Regions from separate parts of the Homo sapiens genome. Here region 1 is linked to region 2. The links are chromatin loops, found by intact Hi-C in ENCODE. Cell type or tissue: prostate gland. All regions are shown on one strand.

Evidence for each region. A loop is a pair of places that touch in the nucleus more often than their neighbours do. Peaks named below come from ENCODE experiments on the same cell type or tissue, not always from the same donor. Only the 100,000 strongest peaks of a DNase experiment are listed, where the experiment ranks them.
Region 1: a loop joins it to region 2, with 3 times the contacts of the local background. A loop is called at or near these places in 42 of 110 quality-filtered maps.

Annotation. Positions count from the first base shown.
Region 1 is chr2:48,469,046-48,474,045 of GRCh38, forward strand. It overlaps PPP1R21 (protein phosphatase 1 regulatory subunit 21), which reads left to right. Exons shown (of 22, transcript NM_001135629.3): 10 at 2,042-2,143; 11 at 2,234-2,322. Among named protein-coding and RNA genes, the nearest start is that of PPP1R21, 31 kb to the left of the region's middle. In prostate gland, a CTCF peak has its summit at 2,096 (motif pointing left); a DNase peak (open chromatin) is centred at 2,086; H3K27ac peaks cover 875 bases.
Region 2 is chr2:48,586,636-48,591,635 of GRCh38, forward strand. The region is part of intron 2 of STON1-GTF2A1L (STON1-GTF2A1L readthrough); the gene reads left to right. All of the region lies in intron 2 of STON1 (stonin 1), which reads left to right. Among named protein-coding and RNA genes, the nearest start is that of GTF2A1L, 29 kb to the right of the region's middle. In prostate gland, a CTCF peak has its summit at 2,736 (motif pointing left); a DNase peak (open chromatin) is centred at 2,730.

The DNA.
Region 1 (5,000 bases), 120 kb before region 2:
AAAAATGAGCAAGAAGCAAAAGTGGAAACCCCTGATAAACCTGTCAGATCTTGTGAGACTTATCCACTATCATGAGACTAGCCCAGGAAAGACTGGCCCCCATGATTCAATTACCTCCCCCTGGACACCTCCCACAACATGTAGGAATTCTGGGAGATACAATTCAGGCTGAGATTTGGGTGGGGACACAGCCAAACCATATCAATATATTTGAATTGTGTGTGTGTGTGTGTGTGTGTGTGTGTGTGTGTATGTATATATATACACACACACACATATATATATAGAGCATATATATATATAGCATATATATATAGAGCATATATATATATAGCATATATATATAGAGCATATATATATAGAGAGAGAGCATATATATATAGAGCATATATATATATAGAGAGAGCATATATATATATAGAGCATATATATATATATAGAGCATATATATATATATATAGAGCATATATATATATATATATATATATATAGAGCATATATATATATAGAGAGAGAGAGAGCATATATATATATATATATGCTAACCAGTATTGGATAGAATATACTATCCAATACTGGTTCTTTGTCCATTATTGGAATTTTATTTTAGCTTGTTGCCATGTTATACCCACATAGTGAGAATCAAATATATTAATCTTAATTTGTTTGAGTCATTTCATTACTTTGAATAATTCATGTATTTCTCATTACTTTACCTTTGGTGCTTTGGCCTATAAAAGATCCTATGTGATTTTTGTAATAAGTCTGTGTTATTGAAGGAGATTCAGAAACCATTTGTTAAAAGATGACTGGAGTGTTTAAACTTGTTCATAACATCATAAAGTAGACCTTTAGACTTGTAAGCTTAGAGTGCATTATATTATACAGCTCTAAAGATTGAAGCCCAAAGAGATTAAGTTACCCAGGGCCATGTGTCTGTGTAGTTTGTAGTGGATGGGGTCAGTTGAATCACATTTCTGCAAAATGAGATCTTACATTTCTATACTGAGAAATTGAAATTTGAGCTATTATGTAACATTAGATAATTGAGATATTTAATAAATGAAAATAATCTTTTTGCCTATAAATTTTCTAAATGCCTATAGGATTTTTTTCTGAAGCTATTCTTCATACTGAATTAGTCCCTTGTAAATATTAAGGTTATCAGTGACAGTTATAAAAAGTTATTAAGCTGGGCATGTTGGCTCACACCTGTAATCACAGCACTTTGGGAGGCTGAGGTGGGTGGATCACCTGAGGTCAGGAGTTCAAGACCAGCCTGGCCAACATGGTGAAAGCCCGTCTCTACTAAAAATACAAAAATTAGCTGGGCGTAGTGGTGAGCATCTGTAGTCCCAACTACTTGGGAAGCTGAGGCAGGAGAATTGCTTGAGAACCCGGGAGGCAGAGGTTGCAGTGAGCCAAGATCCCGCCACTGCACTCCAGCTTGGGGGACAGAGTGAAACTCTGTCTCAAAAAAAAAAAAAAAAGGTTTCTGTATCCTCATTTTGATAATTACATCCTTGGAATTTGTTAACACCAAATATCGTATACATTAAAAATAAGCTTTCCTCAATAGGCTTGTTTTTTAAAAATTGGGTATATAACACAAAAATTTTTGTCGTACAGTCTTGATTTTCAAATCTTTTTTGTTTGTTTGTTTTTATACTGGGACCTCTATGGAGAAGCAGGTGTTCAGGGAGGCTGACCTGTTGGTCCTAGGTTCTAATGCAGTATTCGCTCCCTATTTCCTCTGATGCCTGGTTATTAATTGTGTCACCCCTCTTCTAGTTCCTCGATTTAGAATGGGATAGGGACTTGGGGGTATCATCTGGGACTATTAGAGGGGAGCATCTGTGTTTAGCTTTTAAACCAAATTTCCAATAAAAGTTTCCAAAACTTGAGCACAGGAGTTTGAGGCTGCAGTGAGCCATTATCAGGTTTACAATTTAGGTTTATAATTTGGTGGGTCCATTTAGAAATGTGTTGATGTTTGTTATTTTCCAGTGATTTAATTCACAATACTTTCCCTCCTGTTTAGTTCTCACAATACCTTCATGAAAATGCGTCCTATGTCCGCCCTCTTGAGGAAGGAATGCTTCATTTATTTGAAAGTATCACTGAGGATACTGTGACTGTCTTGGTAATTTTCTTCCTTGTTTTACTTCTGGAAACTGGGAGCTCCTCTTTGTCCAGTAGCACTTTTAACCTTGAAATTATTTTTCTTTTCCAGGAGACAACTGTGAAATTGAAAACTTTTTCAGAACACTTAACCTCCTACATATGTTTTCTTAGGAAGATTCTTCCCTATCAGTTAAAAAGGTAGTTACCCCCGGAGGCCAGGGAACTTGGGGAATTGTGGGTGTAACCTGATCTGGCTGGCGTTAATAAAATATTAACATGTGCCTCTTGTGATCTGCCTGACTTTTCTGCTTCACAGTTAATTTGGACTTCCGTGAAAAAGGAAAAGCATGGTTGAGCAGCATTAACTTAAATTTAAGAAAGTTGAATTATAGTCTGTCAGTTACAGATTTTCAGTTGTTCTGTACTGTGGTTACCATTATCATCCCTTTGCAGTTAACACCTAGATGGGTGTTCATAATAGTTTCCTTCTACGTTAGGATCTATAAATTTTAGGTTTCTTTGAAATGGTGTATTTTCTTATTTTTGTTATTAGTGACTTGTTATAAACTAAAAACCTTATCTACTCTAGCCCTTACAGAATACGTCATTTAGTAACCTTTGATATTCTACTTTAAATATTTCTAGAAGGGCAGAAAAAATAATACGTATTATTAGAAATTTGATAATATTGCTTGTAAGTTTTGATACTTTTGGTTTACAACTACCAAGACACCTATTTCATTTAAATCTTTCCATTCTAAGATTTAGCCCTTTTTTAAAAAAATCAAGGCCGGGCGCAGTGGCTCACGCCTGTAATCCCAGCACTTTGGGAGGCTGAGGTGGGTGGATCACTTGAAGTCAGGAGTTCGAGACCAGCCTGGCCAACTTGGTGAAACCCCGCCTCTTCTAAAAATACAAAAATTAGCCGGGCGTTGTGGTGCATCCCTATAGTCCCAGCTACTTGGGAGGCTGAGGCAGGAGAATCGCTCGAACCTGGGAGGCGGAGGTTGCAGTGAGCCAAGATCGCGCCATTGCACTCCAGCCTAGGCAACAGAGCGAGACTCCATCTCAAAAAAAAAAAAAAAAAAAAAAAAAAAAATCAAAGAACAATACAACTGGAACATGAGAGAAATAATATTTTACAGTAAAATAAAATTTAGAAAATAAGTAGGTTGGCCAAGTGTGGTGGCTCATGCCTGTAGTCCCAGCACTTTGGGAGGCCAAAGAGGGTGGATCACCTGAGGTCAGGAGTTTCAGATCAGCCTTGCCAACATGGCAAAACCCTGTTTCTACTAAAAATACAAAAATTAGCCGGGCGTGGTGGTGCATGCCTGTAGTCCCAGCTACTTGGGAGGCTGAGGCAGGAGAATCACTTGAACCTGGGAGGCGGAGGTTGCAGTGAGCCAAGGTCACATCACTGCACTCCAGCCTGGGCAACAGAGTGAGACTCCGTCTCAAAAAAAAAAAAAGGTTAATTACTTACAGATACTGAAAATAGGCCAGGCATGGTGGCACATGCCTGTAATCCCAATACCTTGTGAGGTCGAGGCGGGAAGATCACTTGAGGCCAGGAATTCGAGAACAGCCTGGGCAGCATAGGGAGACCTGTCTCTACTGAAAATAAAAAGAAAACTAGCTGGAGGTGGTGGCCTGTGCCTGTAGTCCTAGCTACTTAGGAGGCTGAGATGGAAGAATCACTTGAGCCCAGGAGTTTGAGGCTGCAGTGAGCTGTTACTGCAGCCTGGGTGATAGAGTCCCTGCCTCTTAAAAAAAAAAAAAAGAAAAGAATGTATAAGTAATTATATCAGCCTGGGTGATAGAGTCCCTGTCTCTTAAAAAAAAAAAAAAAGAAAAGAATATATAAGTAATTATAAGTCCTTGTAAAACTAAAGTAGTAAGTTTGGCATTTAAGAAATATACAATTTTATTATTAAAAAAATTAATATATATTAAGAGACATCTTCTTTCCTAATTCTATCCTTACAAGATATTTCAGTAACAAAATTCTGTGATTTGTGCATATGATAGGATATTAGGAAATACTGGGAATCAGATAATTATGGCTTAAACTAATTATTATGAACTAATAGTTTTATTTTAGATCATTATATGTTATAGTTCTGTATAAAGATTTTTTGAAAATCGACTCTAGAGGTTTAACATTAAAGTTGAATGTAACTTTGATTTGGCTTATGTTTAAGAAGAATCTGTTTAAGAACCATTGCACAAGTATTTACTACTTGAAAGAGTTATGAATTTTATCTTGCTTCATTTTTTCCATGATTATGTTTTGTAAAACACTGGATGAATTCTTTCTTAAGCTAAGATTTCTACTTTTGGAATGTTCTGTCCCATATGCTTTCAGCCCTGCTTCACGAGTTATTAATATTTTTCAGCAATTTTGGGGGCATTGGTTTAAATACCACTTTAATTGACAAGATGACCTGTTGTTTAGTAGTAAATGGGCTTAGAATGGAATGAAGCTGTCTGCTATAAATAAAGTAGAAGAGAAGTTGCAATGGAGAGAGAATGGAAATGATTATGATTCCTATGCTACCTTTTCTGGCTTTGTCTAAAAACCTTTTTTTTTTGCTTGATTACCTCCACATTTTAAAATGAATAGTTAAGACACTACATTTTTTAAAAACCTTGTAATTAAGTTTTCCCAAGTAACTATTTAAAATTAAAAATGGTAAAATGCATTTTATGAATGTTAAGCGTTTACTTTTAAATTTGAGCCTCTAGATTGTAAATCTGTTTGGCTTTGGAAAAACTATGTGTACTGGAAAAGATTTTCTAGATTCTCTTGCTGGTGTCAGTGTTAATAATACCAGTTCCTGTTTAATTCATTTTCTTTAGGAATTTAGTCTGTGAAA
Region 2 (5,000 bases):
TCGGGGAAGAGACCAGTGTATTAAGACCTTGTGGGCCATGCTGTGGGGTGTGAAGTTTATCTGTCAACAGGGCCTCGGGGTTGTTTTCGGCATGACTGCTACAGAATCATATCTTGTTTCAGAAAGGCTGGCATGCAGTGCAGAGGAAAGATTTAGGAGTAGATTATAGACACAGGGAAGTTGGGAGGAGGTAAGGGTTGCTGAGCAAAGGCAGTGGCAGAGAGAGAGAGGCAAGAGATGGGTGAGCGAATTCAGGGGAGGTGCCCCTAAGTGATGACAGATTCTCTATGGGCATGAGGGAAAGGGAGGGAATGGGACAAGGTCAGGTGCTCTGGCTGTGGTGGATAGGTGGGCAATGGTGCCATTAGCCGAGATAGCCTGGGATCTTCTCATCACTCATCCTTTTAAAGTCTGTTTCCCAGTCCTGGCCACATGTTAGCATCATTAAAGCTTCAAACACATACCCATATTTGGGCCCCATCCCCTACTAATCGGGCTCTATGAAGATGAGGCTCAGGTGTTGATGTTTATAAAGGCTCATGCAGCCGGGGTTGAGAACTACTGACGTGATCCCCTAGGCAGAGATCATTCCTCCCTGCTCTGCATATGCCTTTGTCTTCCAGACCTCTGTTATTGCTCTCCCATGAGTATTTATTTATTTATTTATTTATTTATGAGACGGAGTCTCGCTCTGCCACCCAGGCTGGAGTGCAATGGCACCATCTTGGCTCACTGCAACCTCCACCTCCTGTGTTCAAGAGATTTTTCTGCCTCAGCCTCCCAAGTAGCTGGGACTACAGGTGCGCACCACCACGCCTGGCTAATTTTCGTGTTTTTAGTAGAGATGGGGTTTCGCCATATTGGCCAGGCTGGTCTCAAACTCCTGACCTCGTGACCTGCCCAGTTTGGCCTCCCAAAGTGCTGGGATTATAGGCATGAGCCACTGCGTCCGGCCTCCCATGAGTATTTATTAGCAGTGGAGCTCACCAAGAACAATGACAAGAATGGACATTTCCAGGGAAACTGGCTGGACCTGATCTTGGCCTTCAGGAATTCTTTTGTAAAACCGTCATATCACCAGGCCCACAGAGGACAACATTTTACAGGCATTTCAGTCAATTACACAGTGATAATTCACTGAACAAATCCTTTGGGATCACAGCTGCTTTATTGAGATCAGGTCTGTGCACAAAGAGGAGGCCCAGGGAAAACACAGTGGGGCTGTGTCAGGTGGCGTCCAGAGGGCATGGTGCAGCTGTGGGCCTGGCTTGGGGCAGGACATTTCTGGGATTACAGGGCCCTGCCCCAAGCTTCTCCGTTGAGGGGGTAGGGAGGGCAATGCAGAGAGTGAGAGGGTGCCAGGGCAGGCTATAAGCTAATTTGCCTCTTGAGAAGTAGGGTAATAATAAGGTTGGAGCAGAGAGGAAATCTTTGTCCTAAGGCAGTGCTTCTCAAACTTTTGTGGGCCCAGGAATCACCTTGTTAAAATGTGGATTTTGACTGAGCAAGTGGGATCTGGAATACTGTGTTTCTAACAAGTGCTGATGTGACGCCAATGCATCTGGCCCAAGGAATACGCTTAGAATAGCAGGATCCCAGAATGCATCTCTATTTTTCTATATGACTTTTAGATCAGTTGTGTATTTAGAGAACATAAAGTTTTTAAAAAGCTCTTTAAAATTTTATCCTTTTCAAGATTGTCTCGGAAAACTTTGCATTATTTGAAAAGATACTTCGAAAATGGAAACTGAATGAATAGCACTGGAGTGCAGTGGCGAGGTCTCAGCTCACTGCAACCTCTACCTCCCAGGCTCAAGCCATCCTCCCACCTCAGCCTCCCAAGTAGCTGGGACCACAGCACGTGCCATCACACCTGGTTAATTTTTTGTATTTTTGGTAGAGATGAGGTTTTGCCGTGTTGCTCAGGCTGGTCTCGAACTTCTCAGCTCAGGCAACCCACCCGCCTTGGCCTTCCGAGTGCTGGGATTATAGGTATAAGCTACCTACCGCACCTGGCAAGAACATATAAACTAGTCTACTATGTTCTAATTATAAAACTTTTTTTTAAATTTTTTTTCCTTCCTGGGAATTTGAGGGATCAGGATTGACCTTTTTTACTGGGGAAATCACCTGTGATTTCTGGAAAGGTGGGGAGGGCTGCTGGTCCCTTAATGTCCCTTCTAACCAGCTTGTCAATGCTTAGTATTCCTTTGACAGTGGGCAGGTCTTTCATTTTGCAACAAAGGTTTGCCTGAGGCACTAGCTCACAGACTTCATTCATACTAAGGTGTGAATGACAGCAGAGGAGCTTAGGCTTTGTTGGGGTGATAGAGAGAGAAAGAGAAAGGAAGAAAGAGAAAGACAGCTGAAGACAAATGAGGATGCTGGTTAGCCAGAGGAGGTGTATATGGTGGCACAGAATTATTAAGGGGAATGAGAGTGGTGGAGGAGCAATTAAATATATCTACCTCTAACTTCCCAATTTTTCGACTTTTCTCTTTTTTTCTTCTGCCCTGTCATCAGCACGTTGGTTGCTCTCTCCTCCTCCACTCTGTCATCCTCTTGCTATTCTTTCCCTTCGGCCCTCTAACAGTTCAGTTTCAGGTGTAAAATATTTTGGTTCAGGAGGGACTGGATATCAACTAGACCTAAGATTTTGTGATTTACATTCCCCGTCCTAAGAAAAGGAATTATGTTGAGTGAACAATGACCAAAGCTGGACAGTTCCCCCTGGTGGTCAGCACTGCGACAACACGATTTTCCTCTATCTTTTATTCATTAATTGGTGAATTTGAAAATAATCTGTTAAGCCCCAAACATGACAGACATTGTGCTAAGGACAGACATGACACCTGTCCCTGTGGGGCAGAAAGTCTGAAGAGGGAGTGTGTTACTAAACATTGTAGAGCATTTAGCATTTTCAAAAGCCTTAAAAAATAAGCCAGAAAACTTGAAAGGAAAAAGGCTTTTACCATTTTTAAAGAAAAGCAGGTAGAAAGGTTTTGTTTCTGACATTTTTTGTACCACTAAGTCTTCAATTTGGGTTTAGTTCTTCAATTTTCATCGTAAAATTTCCCCAAATAATTTTTTCTTATAAAGTGTGAGTATCAAATCAGATCATGTGTAGTATAATTTTTAACTCCGAATGTGTAACATTCACAGTCCCTTTATTAGCAAAATTATAGTAATTAAATAATACTGGCTTTATAATTGAATAGCACTTTGCAAAATAATATGTCTGGCTCATCTATATTGCTATAGAATACTACTGCCCCAGTGCTGTATGCATATGAACTGGTTAATCCTCACAACAGCCCTTATAAGGTTCAGGTTATCCTCATTATCCACATTTTTAGATGAAGAAACTGAGGCTCAGAGAGATAAGCAATTTGTAACCCTAGCCTTAACCACTTTGCCATAACAAGACAGAAGAATGCCTGCAGTAAGTGTAAATGAACTTACTGTATCCTCACTGCAGACAGAGGACTAAAAAGAGTAATGGGGTTTGCAATCTTTCTGGGTGTGTGTGTATGAGAATGAAGTTATCACTTGCCTCCAGTGATCAGGTTGTTAAGAGCACCTCAGAGGCCACTGTTGTCCTACCCTTCCTGTAAGTGGTAGAGATGGCTAATGAGCATCTGTTGGTTAACTGATTGATGATTTCTCAAGGCTTTTTACAGCCTTAGAATTCTATTAGTCACTCTACAAGAAACAGGTTGTATGGAACGAAAGGTAATTTATCTTTTAAGAATTAAGTGAAATCCTTTAAACTCTTGTTTTTGTGCCTAAAGCTATATTCTGATGGAAATGCTCTTTCTCTAGCTATGTCAGTGGTACAGTAATTTAATCTGGTTCTTGAAATTACTCTTTATCTCATACATTTATTTAAGTAAAGATAGCCACATTAGATATGGAGATGCTATGAACAATGCAACAGAATCATGGAATGTTTGTAAAGCTGCTGCAGTGATTACAATGAAAATATTGATCATTTCCTTATAACACACACACACACACACACACACTATATGACCCCCATCTAAAATCTTTGAAATATATCCAGTATCTCTGGGTCTGGCACTGAACCTGGCCTGGCATAGCACAGATGCTCAATAAGTGACAAATTGAGTGAAAACCAATATTAGATTAAAATATTAAAGGCCAATATGCCCATTTCTACTCTGTATAGCTGTTCCAGTCAAAGTATTTTGGAAGGATGAGTGAGAATTACAGTAGGGAAAAATAATTTGTTCCACTGAAAAAAGAATTCTTGGCCTGGAACATTTTCTGAAAGTTAAGTTTAACTTTTAAAAATCAGAATTTTAAAATAATGCGACTTAATTTGGGCTGAAGTTTATTTTTGAGTTATCTGTAAATAGATGGTAAGGAAATGAATAAATTAATAATTATAAGATGTTACTCAGTCTAAGAGAAAGAGGCTTGTACAGGTCTTGAGCACATTGTAGCCAAATAATTATGTTTAATATAAATATTACTCATATCTTTTAATTAAGGAAAACAATTAAGTTTAAGCATATTACTATATTGTTTAATATAAATTAAACATTAATATTAAAAATATTGCTTAAAATAAATATTTAGCAAATTATATTAGTATAATATAGTAATTATATTGTTATATACTAATATAATTTGCTAAATATAGTAATATTTCTAATTAATATTAGTAATATTTCTAATTGAAAACATTTTTAGGAGTTCATCTGTGCCTGCATATAGTAATATATTTTTTATTTTTATATTTTTGCCATTCTTATTCAAAATAGTAATGAAGTTGTACTTGTTTTTAAAGCTAGTACTTAAAAATGGCAGACAGCTTTCCCCCTAGTTGGTGCAAAATTGTAGATTTTCATGGTATGTTGTTTAAATGGAATTTGCACTGCTGCAGTGCTAATGAAATTCCTTATTAAGGAGAGAGATGAGTGCCTTTTATGTTCAAGAGAAATGTTCAATGGCCATTAAAATACTTTGACTATTTG